Linked DNA regions of Homo sapiens: region 2 is linked to region 1. The links are chromatin loops, found by intact Hi-C in ENCODE. Cell type or tissue: K562. All regions are shown on one strand. Links, peaks and the distances in the headings refer to the core of each region. The heading gives the core; the rest is flanking DNA. Region 1 overlaps EPB41L4B (erythrocyte membrane protein band 4.1 like 4B). Region 2 has its middle 6.0 kb from the start of ACTL7B.

What was found. Peaks named below come from ENCODE experiments on the same cell type or tissue, not always from the same donor. Only the 100,000 strongest peaks of a DNase experiment are listed, where the experiment ranks them.
Region 2: it touches region 1 in a loop (2.9-fold over the local background); 1 of 110 quality-filtered maps calls a loop at or near these places.

Annotation. Positions count from the first base shown.
Region 1 is chr9:109,215,822-109,221,195 of GRCh38, forward strand. EPB41L4B (erythrocyte membrane protein band 4.1 like 4B) reads right to left here. Exons shown (of 26, transcript NM_019114.5): 16 at 1,101-1,324. Among named protein-coding and RNA genes, the nearest start is that of FRRS1L, 51 kb to the left of the region's middle. In K562, for the core only: no CTCF peak of the experiment used is centred there; a DNase peak (open chromatin) is centred at 3,340; H3K27me3 peaks cover 1,812 bases.
Region 2 is chr9:108,847,334-108,852,707 of GRCh38, forward strand. No RefSeq gene overlaps it. Among named protein-coding and RNA genes, the nearest start is that of ACTL7B, 6.0 kb to the right of the region's middle. In K562, for the core only: a CTCF peak has its summit at 3,154 (motif pointing right); a DNase peak (open chromatin) is centred at 3,148; H3K27me3 peaks cover 366 bases.

The sequences.
Region 1 (5,374 bases), core at 313-5,312:
ATATTGCTAACAATATTTCTGGGCTGGGTATGGTGGCTCATGCCTATAATCCCAGAACTTTGGGAGGCTGAAGCAGGAGTGTTGCTTAAGCCCAAGAGTTCAAGACCATCCTGGGCAACATGGCAAGACCCTGTCATAAAATAAAATAATAAAATTTCTAATTGCTCACTCTCTATTTTTGTAACTTCTCTTTCTGGGACCCATAACAGTAGACAGATTGGATCTACCTGACACCACTTTGCTCTCCCAAGTGGAATGTCAAAAATGGGATAGAATGAGTTTTTCTATGATGAAGAAAGTAGAAAGTCCAGCCATCACTCCCCTCCCCTCTTTCTCTTTTCCATTGCTCAAGCCAGTGCTGGGTACCACAGAGGCAGAGAACTGTTAAGAAAGGAGGTGGAGGCGGGGCACTGTGGCTCACGCCTGTAATCCCAGCACTTTGGGATTTTTTTCGTCCAGCTCTTTTGTAAGGCACTAATCTATTCATAAGAGTGGAACTCTCATGACTTAATCACTTTTCAAAAGCCTTCACTTCTTGACCGGGCATGGTGGCTCACGCCTGTAATCCTAGCACTTTGGGAGGCCGAGATGTGTGGATCACCTGAAGTCAGGAGTTTGAGACCAGCCTGGCCAACATAGTCAAAATCTGTCTCTACTAAAAATACAAAAATTAGTTGGGTGTGGTGGCACATGCCTATAATCTCAGCTACTCGGGAGGCTGAGGCAGGAGAATTGCTCGGACCTGGGAGGGGGAGGGTGCAATGAGCCGAGATCATGCCACTGCACTCCAGCCTGGGTGACAGAGCCAGACTCCAGACTCCATCTCAAAAAAAAAAAAAAAGAAAAGAAAAAAAGAAAGGAGGTGGAGAACTGTGACCCTATAATGAAATTAGAGTTTACTGGTAAACCATAATCCCTAAAGTGCTTCTGCTCAAATGCATAAGGCTCTTGTCTACTCTGGCCCAAACCCGGTAGCCCAGCATAACATGACAACCATTGTGTGCTGCACCGCAAGGGTCTGTCTTAAGAATCTAGGGAACTCTCGTGCCCTGCAGCATTGCTCCCCCTTCTCCTGCCTTGCCCCCTCCACCCCTACTCACTTGTAAGGGACTTGCTGCTGGAGTTTGGGGACCTCAGAGGCCCCTCTTTGTTCTCCAGGGTCAGTGAGAGGCTGTAGTTTGAGTGGTGCTGGTGCTGATGCTGATGCTGGTGCTGGTGGTGATGCCTTCCTGAAGCTGCGGTGAGGAACGGTGTGCCCCCATTCTCCTCAATGCCAAAAGGCAACCGGTCCGAGCTGCTAAGCACTGGGGAAGGGAGCGGGTAGCTGTGGAGGGTGACACAGTCAGGATTTAGAAAAGCAGAATGCCTTGCAAGCCCTCTGTGTACTTTCAAAGACGTTTTCTAGGCATTAAACACTGAAAGAAATAAACTCAAAAACTAGATCTGTAGTTATTATAAAGTATATACAATGGTAATATTATACTTAAGAAAAAGAGCAAAGTGGAAGTTTGTATATATCAGAGACTTTAAGTCTTGTAACTTAAAGAAGTATTTGAAATTAAATGAAATAATATTTATTTCTTTTTTTTAAAGGCATTCTCTAAATGAGAGGAAGAGGTAAAAACAATAATAAAAAATCATTTGTAAATAATCCTATGACAAGATCATAATGCAAACTAGAAGTCTTGGGGTCAGTTTCTCTTCCTCTCTGTCACCCACAACATGCAGAAAGCTCCAGTTAACATCAGTGCTGCAACATCTTTTTCTTGAGACAGGGTCTTGCTGTGTTGCCCAGGCTGGAGTGCAGTGGTGCAAACACAGCTCACTGTGGCCTCAAGCTCCCAGGCTCAAGTGATTCTCCCACCTCAGCCTCCCAGGCAACTGGGGCCACAGGGATATGACACCATGCCTGGCTAATTTTTAAAATTTTTTGTAGAGACAGGATCTCGCTATGTTGCCTGGGCTGGTCTCAAACTCCTGGGCTCAAGTGGTCCACCCTCCTGGGCTTCCCAAAATGCTGGGATTACAGGTGTAAGCCACTGTGCCCAGCTTACAACATCTTTTAATTCCAGTGGACCACCTCCTTTTAAAAAAAAAACAAAAAACAACTAGGATTGCCCCATTTGAAGGCCGTGTCATCTCCCACCTAGACTCTTGTAACAGATTCCTGCTGGCTCTCCCCGTCTCTGCTCGTTCCTTTAGTCCATCCTCCACAGAGTAATTGCCAGAGTGCTATTCTAATTACATTCCAGACCATGCTCTCCTTCTTCAAGGAGCTTGAATATATCTCTAATACTAATAATTCTTTTTTTTTTTTTTTTTTTGGCAGTGTCTCACTCTGTTGCCCAGGTTGGAATACAGTGGCACTATCTCAGCTCACTGCAACCTCCACCTCCCAGGCTCAAGCAATTCTCATGCCTCAGCCTCCTGAGTAGCTGGGATTACAGGTGCACACCACCATGCCTGGCTAGTTTTTGTATTTTTAGTAGAGATGGGGTTTCACCATGTTGGCCAAGCTGGTTTCAAACCCCTGACCTCAAGTGACCTGCCTGCCTCAGCCTCCGAAAGTGCTGGGATTACAGGCATGAACCACCGCACCCAGCCTAACACTAATAATTCTTAACCACTTTAAGACAGAAACCCCTTTGAAAATCTGGTGAATACCACGAACCTTCCCTGTACCAACAAACAACATTCTACACACAATATCAGGCCCTCTAGAGCCTCTCCATGGACCCAGGTGAAGAGCCCTGGCTTGAAGGATAAAAGCCACAATCCTTTATGTGGCACTGACAGCACCTCCCCCCGCCCCCAGTCTTGGCCCTTTCTCTTTTCAGCCTCATCTCCTGCTACATCCTTCTACTTCCCACCCTAACTCCTTCCCATCCCGATGCCTCTTACTTCTTGGTGCCTCCTGAAGTCCTTCCTCATCTGTCAACCCAGTGAAAATACCCCTTCTTCCAGGAAGACTTCCAGCCTTTAAGACCCAGATAAAGATCCCTTCCTCTTATTCCCTGGCAGGGCTAACCCCTTTTTCTGCTCATTCCCATGGTTCAGATCTCTACTGCCCACTCTTTCACTCTGTCTTCAAGGAACTCACACTCCAGAGTAGGAAGCTCTGTGATTCAGTCACTTACAATCATACTAGAACAAACTGCTAAGAAAATGCAGAAGTGGAAGCAATCAGTTCTCCTGGGGGAAGGTGTTTGTAAGGGAAAGAGCATTCGGGGGAAGACAGTTAGGTTTTGCTGGACAGTTCTTGAAACAGAATCTTCTTTCTTATAGGAAACCCCATTCCTTGTGTTTGTATGGGATTGACATTTCCTCCTCAGGGGTGGGCCTGAGACTTGAGCCTGGCCAATCAGAGTCCTGCATCCTTCTAATGAGAGTGTTCTGGAATGTCATCCAATTAGGGACAATCAGAGTTTTTCCTAAGATTTAACACATGAAAACTGAAAGGAAGGCTCTCTCTTTCTTTGTAACAGGCAAGCAGGGCCTTATTGTGCCTTTTTGTGCCACAAGCACTTTTGCCTTTGTCCATTTTCTTTCCTTTTTTTGAGATGGAGTCTCGCTCTGTCGCCCAGGCTAGAGTGCAGTGGCGCGATCTCAGCTCACTGCAAACTCCGCCTCCCGGGTTCACGCCATTCTCCTGCTTCAGCCTCCTGAGTAGCTGGGACTACATGCACCTGCCACCACTCCTGGCTATTGGTTTGTATTTTTAATAGAGATGGGGTTTCACCGTGTTAGCCAGGACGGTCTCGATCTCCTGACCTTGTGATCCACCCGCCTCCCAAAGTGCTGGGATTACAGGCGTGAGCCACCGTGCCTGGCCACCTTTGTCCATTTTCTATAAAAATTAACTAAAAATTAAATTTCACAACTGCATAAAAGTAAATATGTTAATAACATATACTAAAACATTTTCTTCAACGGAAAATCCATTTTTTTCTTATTTTAAAAAATATTTAAAACCTTTTCGTGGGCCCCTGAAAGTATTGTGAGTCTAAGTATTGTGTGCCTACTGTGTGTAATGGGTAAGCTGGCTCCGGCTGTAAGGATGATGGAAGTTAGGGCTCTTTGTGAACATCTTTTTTGGACACAGAGAAGTAGTCCCTGTGAGACTGAGGCCAATGCACAAAGAAAGACAAGATGAGCAGAGGTTAGAGGTAGTCAGAGAGAGAAGAAACTTAATGGTATCATTTTAGCTCCTGGTTCCAGCCACACCTGAAGCTGGCATTACCACTGAACTTTTCCATTATAAGCTCCAGTAAATGCCTTTATTTATTTATTGCTTGAAGTACTTGGGTTTTTCCAATTAATAACCCACATGCTTGAAATCAGAGGAGGTGTGTTATTTTGTCATTTGTGTGTGTAGAATTTCTTTTCAGTGGAAAAGGTAGAAACAGCTGTTCCAGGCCTAAGGAATAGCATGAGCAAAGGAACGGTGGTTGAAAGAGCAGGATGTCTGGAGAAGTGAGGAGGAAAGTAGCAGGAAGGGAGACTAAGACAGGCTGGGGCTAGTTATGAAGGGCTTAGAGTGCCTGGTTATCAAGGAAAGGGCTTAAGCAAGGGAGTTAGATTTTGGAGAGTTTGTTTTGAGCGCTGTGTGGAGGAGACTGGTTGGGGAGAGACTCCAGTATCTCTCTGTTAGGAGACTGCCGCAGGGCGGGATCTAGACTAACCTGGTGGATGGAGTGAGGTGAACTGCCTTCTGGGATATTTTGAAGCTGTGTAAGCAGGGCTTGCAGACCTGTCACTTGGGGACATTGGGAGGAGGTGTCATTGAGGACTGTGTTGCAGATGCAGGAGACAGTCCAGAAGAAATGGCACTATTTGTCCCCTACATTGCCCCATGAGCTGCATCTCTGACCCATCTTGGCTGCCTCCTGGAGACTTTGCTCAAGGACGGTTCTGTGTGTGTGCGTGTGTGCACGTGCGTGTGTTGGTGTGTGTGAGCATATGTGTGTGTGCGTGTGTGTGTGTAAGAATGTGGAAGAAGGCACGATTTTGGCTTCTGGGAAACACCATCCCTCCTCGCCTCTCCAACCTGAAACATAACCAGAGTATCCACCCTCTTCATGCCCCATGGAGGCAGCAAAAAGTGCCCTGAGTTGGAGTGGAAAAACCTGGGCTCAAGTCTTAGTTCCGCCCCTACTTTGCAGGAGAAGCTTGGGCAGTCACTCTGAGCCTCCATTCCCTCAGCTGTAACGTGAGTTGGGTTAAGCGATTTCTGGGCAAATTTAGGTATCTGAGAATCATCCTTTCCCCCAACTATTTATCCAGTACTTGCTGTATGTCTCAGATACTGTGCTAGCTATTTTACAGAAAAGATTCCCTTTTAAAAACATGGAGACCTTTACCTGTTATATAGCAG
Region 2 (5,374 bases), core at 62-5,061, 370 kb before region 1:
TTTTGAGACAGAGTTCCACTCTTGTTTCCCAGGCTGGAGTGCTCACTGCAACCTCTGCCTCCTGGGTTCAAGTGATTCTCCTACCTCAGCCTCCCCAGTAGCTGGGATTACAGGCATGCACCACCATGCCCAGCTAATTTTGTATTTTTAGTAGAGATGGAGTTTCTCCATGTTGGCCAGGCTGGTCTCAAACTCCTGACCTCAGGTGATCCGCCCGCCTCAGCCTCCCAAACTGTTGGGATTACAGGCGTGAGCCACCATGCCCGGCCTCTGTAGATTGTCTTTCTTTTTTTTTTTTTTTTTTAGTTTCATTTAAGAAAATTAATAGACTTTAGTACTAGTCCGTTTTCAAGCTGCTGATAAAGACATCCCCAAGAGTGGGCAATTTACAAAAGAAAGAGGTTTAACTGGACTTACAGTTCCATGTGGCTGGGGAAGGTCTCACAATCATGGCAGAGAATGAAAGGCACTTCTCACATGGCAGTGGCAAGAGAGAATGAGGAAGAAGCAAAAGCAGAAACCCCTGATAAATCCATCAGATCTCGTGAGATTTATTCACTATCACGAGAATAGTATGGGAAAGACCAGCCCCCATGATTCAGTTACCTCCCCCTGGGTCTGTCCCACAACACATGGGAATTCTGTGAGATACAATTCAAATTGAGATTTTGGTGGGTACCCAGCCAAACCATATCATTCCATCCCTGGCCCCTCCACATCTCATGTCCTCACATTTCAAAACCAGTCATGCCTTCCCAACAGTCCCCCAAAATCTTAACTCATTTCACCATTAACCCTAATGTCCACAGTCCAAAGTCTCACCTGAAACAAGGCAAGTCCCTTCCACCTATGAACCTGTAAAATCAAAAGCGAACTAGTTACTTCCTAGATACAATGGGTGTATAAGTACTAGGTAAATACAGCTGTTCCAAATGGGAGAAATTGGCCAAAACAAAGGGGTTACAGGGCCCATGCAAGTCTGAAATCCAGCAGGTCAGTCAAATTTTAAAGCTCCAAAATGATCTCCTTTGACTCCGGGTCTCATATCCATTGTGTGCTGATGCAAGAGGTGGGTTCCCACGGTCTTGGGCGGCTCCATCCCTGTGGCTTTGCAGGGTACAGCCTCCCGTCCGGCTGCTTTCACAGGCTGTTGTTGAGTGTCTGCAGCTTTTCCAGGTGCGCAGTGCAAGCCGTTGATGGATCTACCATTCTGGGGTCTGGAGGACAGTGGCCCTTTTCTCACAGCTACACTAGGCAGTGCCCCAGAAGGGACTCTCTGTGGGGGCTCTGACCTGACATTTCCTTTCTGCACTGCCCTAGCAGAGCTTCTCCATGAAGGCCCTGCACGTGCAGCAAACTTCTGCCTGGGCATCCAGGCGTTTCCATACATCTTCTGAAATCTAGGTGGAGGCTCCCAAACCTCAATTCTTGACTTCTGTGCACCCACAGGCTTAACACCACATGGAAGCTGCCAAGGCTTGGGGCTTCCATCCTCTGAAGCCACAGCCCAAGCTGCACATCAGCACCTTTCAGCCACAGCTGGAGTGGCTGGAACACAGGACACCAAGTCCCTAGACTGCACACAGCATGGGGACCCTGGGCCTAGCCCACAAAACCACTTTTTCTTCCTGGGCCTCTGGGCCTGTGATGGGAGTGGCTGCCAGGAAGTTCTCTGACATGGCCTGGAGACATTTTCCCCATGGTCTGGGGGATTCACATTAGGCTCCTTGCTATTTATGCAAGTTTCTGCAGCCAGCTTGAATTTGTTCCCAGAAAATGGGTTTTTCTTTACTATTGCCTAGTCAGGCTGCAAATTTTTAAAGTTTTATGCTCTGCCTCCCCTATAAAACTGAATGCCAGCTGGGCGTGGCGGCTTATGTCTGTAATCCCAGCACTTTGGGAGGCCAAGGTGGGTGGATCATGAAGTCAGGAGTTCGAGAACAGCCTGGCCAATGTGGTGAAACCCCGTCTCTACTAAAAATACAAAAATTAGCTGGCACATACCTATAGTCCCAGCTGCTCGGGAAGCTGAGGCAGGAGAATCGCTTGAACCCGGGAGGCAGAGGTTGCAGTGAGCCAAGATAGCGCCACTGCACTCCAGCCTGGGCGGCAGAGCAAGACTCTGTCTCAAACAACAACAACAACAACAAACTGAATGTCTTTAACAGCACCCAAGTTAGCTGTTGAATGCTTTGCTGCTTAGAAATTTCTTTCACCAGATACCCTAAATCATCTCTCTCAAGTTCAAAGTTCCACAAATCTCTAGAGCAGGGGCAAAATGCCACCAGTCTTTTTGCTAAAACATAACAAGAGTCACCTTTGCTCCACTTCCCAACAAGTTCCTCATCTCCATCTGAGCCTGCCTCAGCCTGGATTTTATTGTTCGTATTGCTATCAGCATTTTGGGCAAAGCCACTTAACAAGTCTCTAGGAAGTCCCAAACTTTCCCACATTTTCCTGTCTTCTTCTGAGCCCTCCAAACTGTTCCAATCTCTGCCTGTTACCGAGTTCTGAAGTTGCTTCCACATTTTTGGGTATCTTTTCAGCAATTTACTGTATTAGTCCGTTTTCATGCTGCTGATAAAGACATATCTGAGACTGGACAATTTACATAGGAAAGAGGTTTAACTGGACTTAGAGTTCCACGTGGCTGGGATTACAGGCGTGAGCCACTGTGCCTGGGCTATAAAGTTAATTTCTTAGAAAGACCTTGGGGCCAGGCGCAGTGGCCCATGCCTGTAACCCCAGAAATTTTGGAGGCCAAGGCGGGCAGATCACCTGAGGTCAGGAGTTCAAGACCAGCCTGGCCAACATGGTGAAACCCCATCTCTTCTAAAAATACAAAAATTAGCTGGGCATGGTGGGTGCCTGTAATCCCAGCTACTCAGGAGGCTGAGGCAGGAGAATTGCTTGAACCAGGGAGGCGGAGGTTGTATGAGCTGAGACTGCACCATCACACTCCATCCTGGGCGACAAGAGCGAAACTCCATCTCAAAAGAAAAAAAAAAGAGAAAAGAAAAAGAAAAAGACCTTGGGCAAATAACTCTTACAGCAAACTTAGTAACAAACATTTGAGGGAGAGAGATCAGACTGCCTGGACAGTGAGGAAAACAAGCCTCTTGCCATGTGGAAGTGGTAGGACTTCACCACTTGATGTCACTCTAATGCTTATGTCTCTGGAAGGTTCCAGCAAGACAAATCTCTTCTTTGCTAAAAGATTGGCATTTTTAACTTTGAAACCTCAGGATAATGACTATGAAATTACATCAAATTTGTTGTACATGATTTGAAAGCAATTTTTATATGTAAATTTTTCTTCTTGGAAAAGAGATTGATAATTTTCAGAAAAGTAGGAGACAAGGGCAAAAAGGCATTGTGGAATCTCAAAACTTCGATTTAGCACAAGACTTTGGTTTACCAGATGGGTGACCTTGCACAAGACTCCTAACCTTTCCAAGCCTCAGTGTCCTCACCTGTAAAATGGGGGGAAATACTGTAATGTCCACCTCACAGACTGGGAATAAATGAGTTCATTTGGCATGTACTAAGCACCAACTCTGTGCCATGCTCTGCACCAGACTCTGAGAAAACTAAAATGAGGGAAGCACAGTTCCTGCCCTCAAGAAGCTCTGAGTCTAGCCTTAGGGACAAATATCTAAGAAGTGAATATATAAGATAGCAGTCAACAGACACTCTTTGGTCTCTGCCTTCAGTGTAGTATGTTATCTGATATCCTCTGGTACCTTGATAAAAATTATTCTTATGTAGTTTCTTCGTAAGGAAAAAATGAATTGTTGGTCTTAATATTTCAATTAAAAGAGGCCTCTCCAACCCCAGTCTCTTCTCCATGCAAACCTGCTCCAGAGGAATGCTGTTGTTGAGAAGGAAATTGACGCAGCTAGAATGCTCTCAGTTGCAAGTAACAGACACACAACCCTAAGGCACATGAATGATGAAGTTGAATGCATGGCTCACAGAACTGAAATACCTGGGAGTGGGTTCAAACTCTAGGCATGGTTTGATTCAGAGGTTCACTTCGTCCCCAGGGCACCAGCTTTGTTTCTCTGAGCTCCACAATCCTTGGTGGGTCAGCTTCAAGCTGGCTTCTTTCCTAGTCATAAATGCCACAGCAGTGCTAGGACACACCCCTCAACTTCACATCAAGCTTCCAAGCAAAAAGCGTAGGATTCACTCTCCAGGACTCACTCTACTGAGATCGCATGTTCACCCAGAACCAATCATTATGGCCAAGGAGATGGATGCTCCGACTGGCTGAGCCTAAATCACATGCTCTGCCCTCGGTGCTGGAAGGGAAGTCAGTCCTGGGCCACGTCCGATGCCCATGCAGAAACCAGGAGTTGTGGAAAGTGATAACAGGAAAGTTGGAGGCATCAACTATTCTACCTCGGGAATATGAGCTAGTCCCAAGTGTGATTCCTGGTCTGGAGAAGGGACAAGGGGGTGCAGGTGAGGCTCCTTGTCTGTTCTTCACATGCTTCCCTCCTCCTTTTTCTATACCAGCACCACTTTTAGAGAGAGAATTCAACTTCTTTCTTCCTAAGAAACATACCTGTAGAGGCAGCCAGTGTTCTTACCCCTCTCTCTACCTGTGAGCATGGAAAGCCACAATTCTTCAGATAGAGACCACGGGCACCACCCCTCCTCAGCCCGTTCCCACTCTCACATGCTTCACTGCTATGTCTTTCCTGTCTGGCATTTCCAAGTTGCAAATTCCTGCCCATTCTGCAGGACAGGAAATTCCTACCCTTGCTTCTTTCCTTGGTTCCCACCTCCACTCTCTTTCTTCCAGAATCAGGTAGAAATCTCTAGTCCCTGTAGTTCCCCTACCATTCTCTTTATTTGCACTGAGCTTATGCATTTATATTCTCTACTATGACTCCATGGAATCTGAGAAGGGAGGGGAGATAAACACACAGGGTCAGGAGGTCATCTTAAGCTGGAAGTCACTGACCCGTGTTTTTCCACCAAAAATAAATCTCCTGCTGAATCCTCTGGTTAGCTTAAATAAGTTCATGTCAGGGATCTAGCAATTAGTGTTTTTACAGCCCCTGCCACATGAGGGATGCTTTTGAGGAGATGACCATGTGTTGGAGGGACTGAAGCAGTGACTAGAGACAGGAGAAGTTGCTGAAGATGTGTGGAGTGAGGAGAGGAGATAAGGAGGGAATGGGGTTCACACGTAGCACTTACTGCGTGTGTGATTTGGGATATATCACTTTCCCTCTATAAGCCTCAGCTTCCCTCTCTGTATTTCATCAGGCTTTTTACAATCACTTGGGTTACAAGCAACAGAAACTAATGCTAAGGAAGAAGTTGTGTTGAAGCAGCAAATATATATGAAGACATCAGTGTG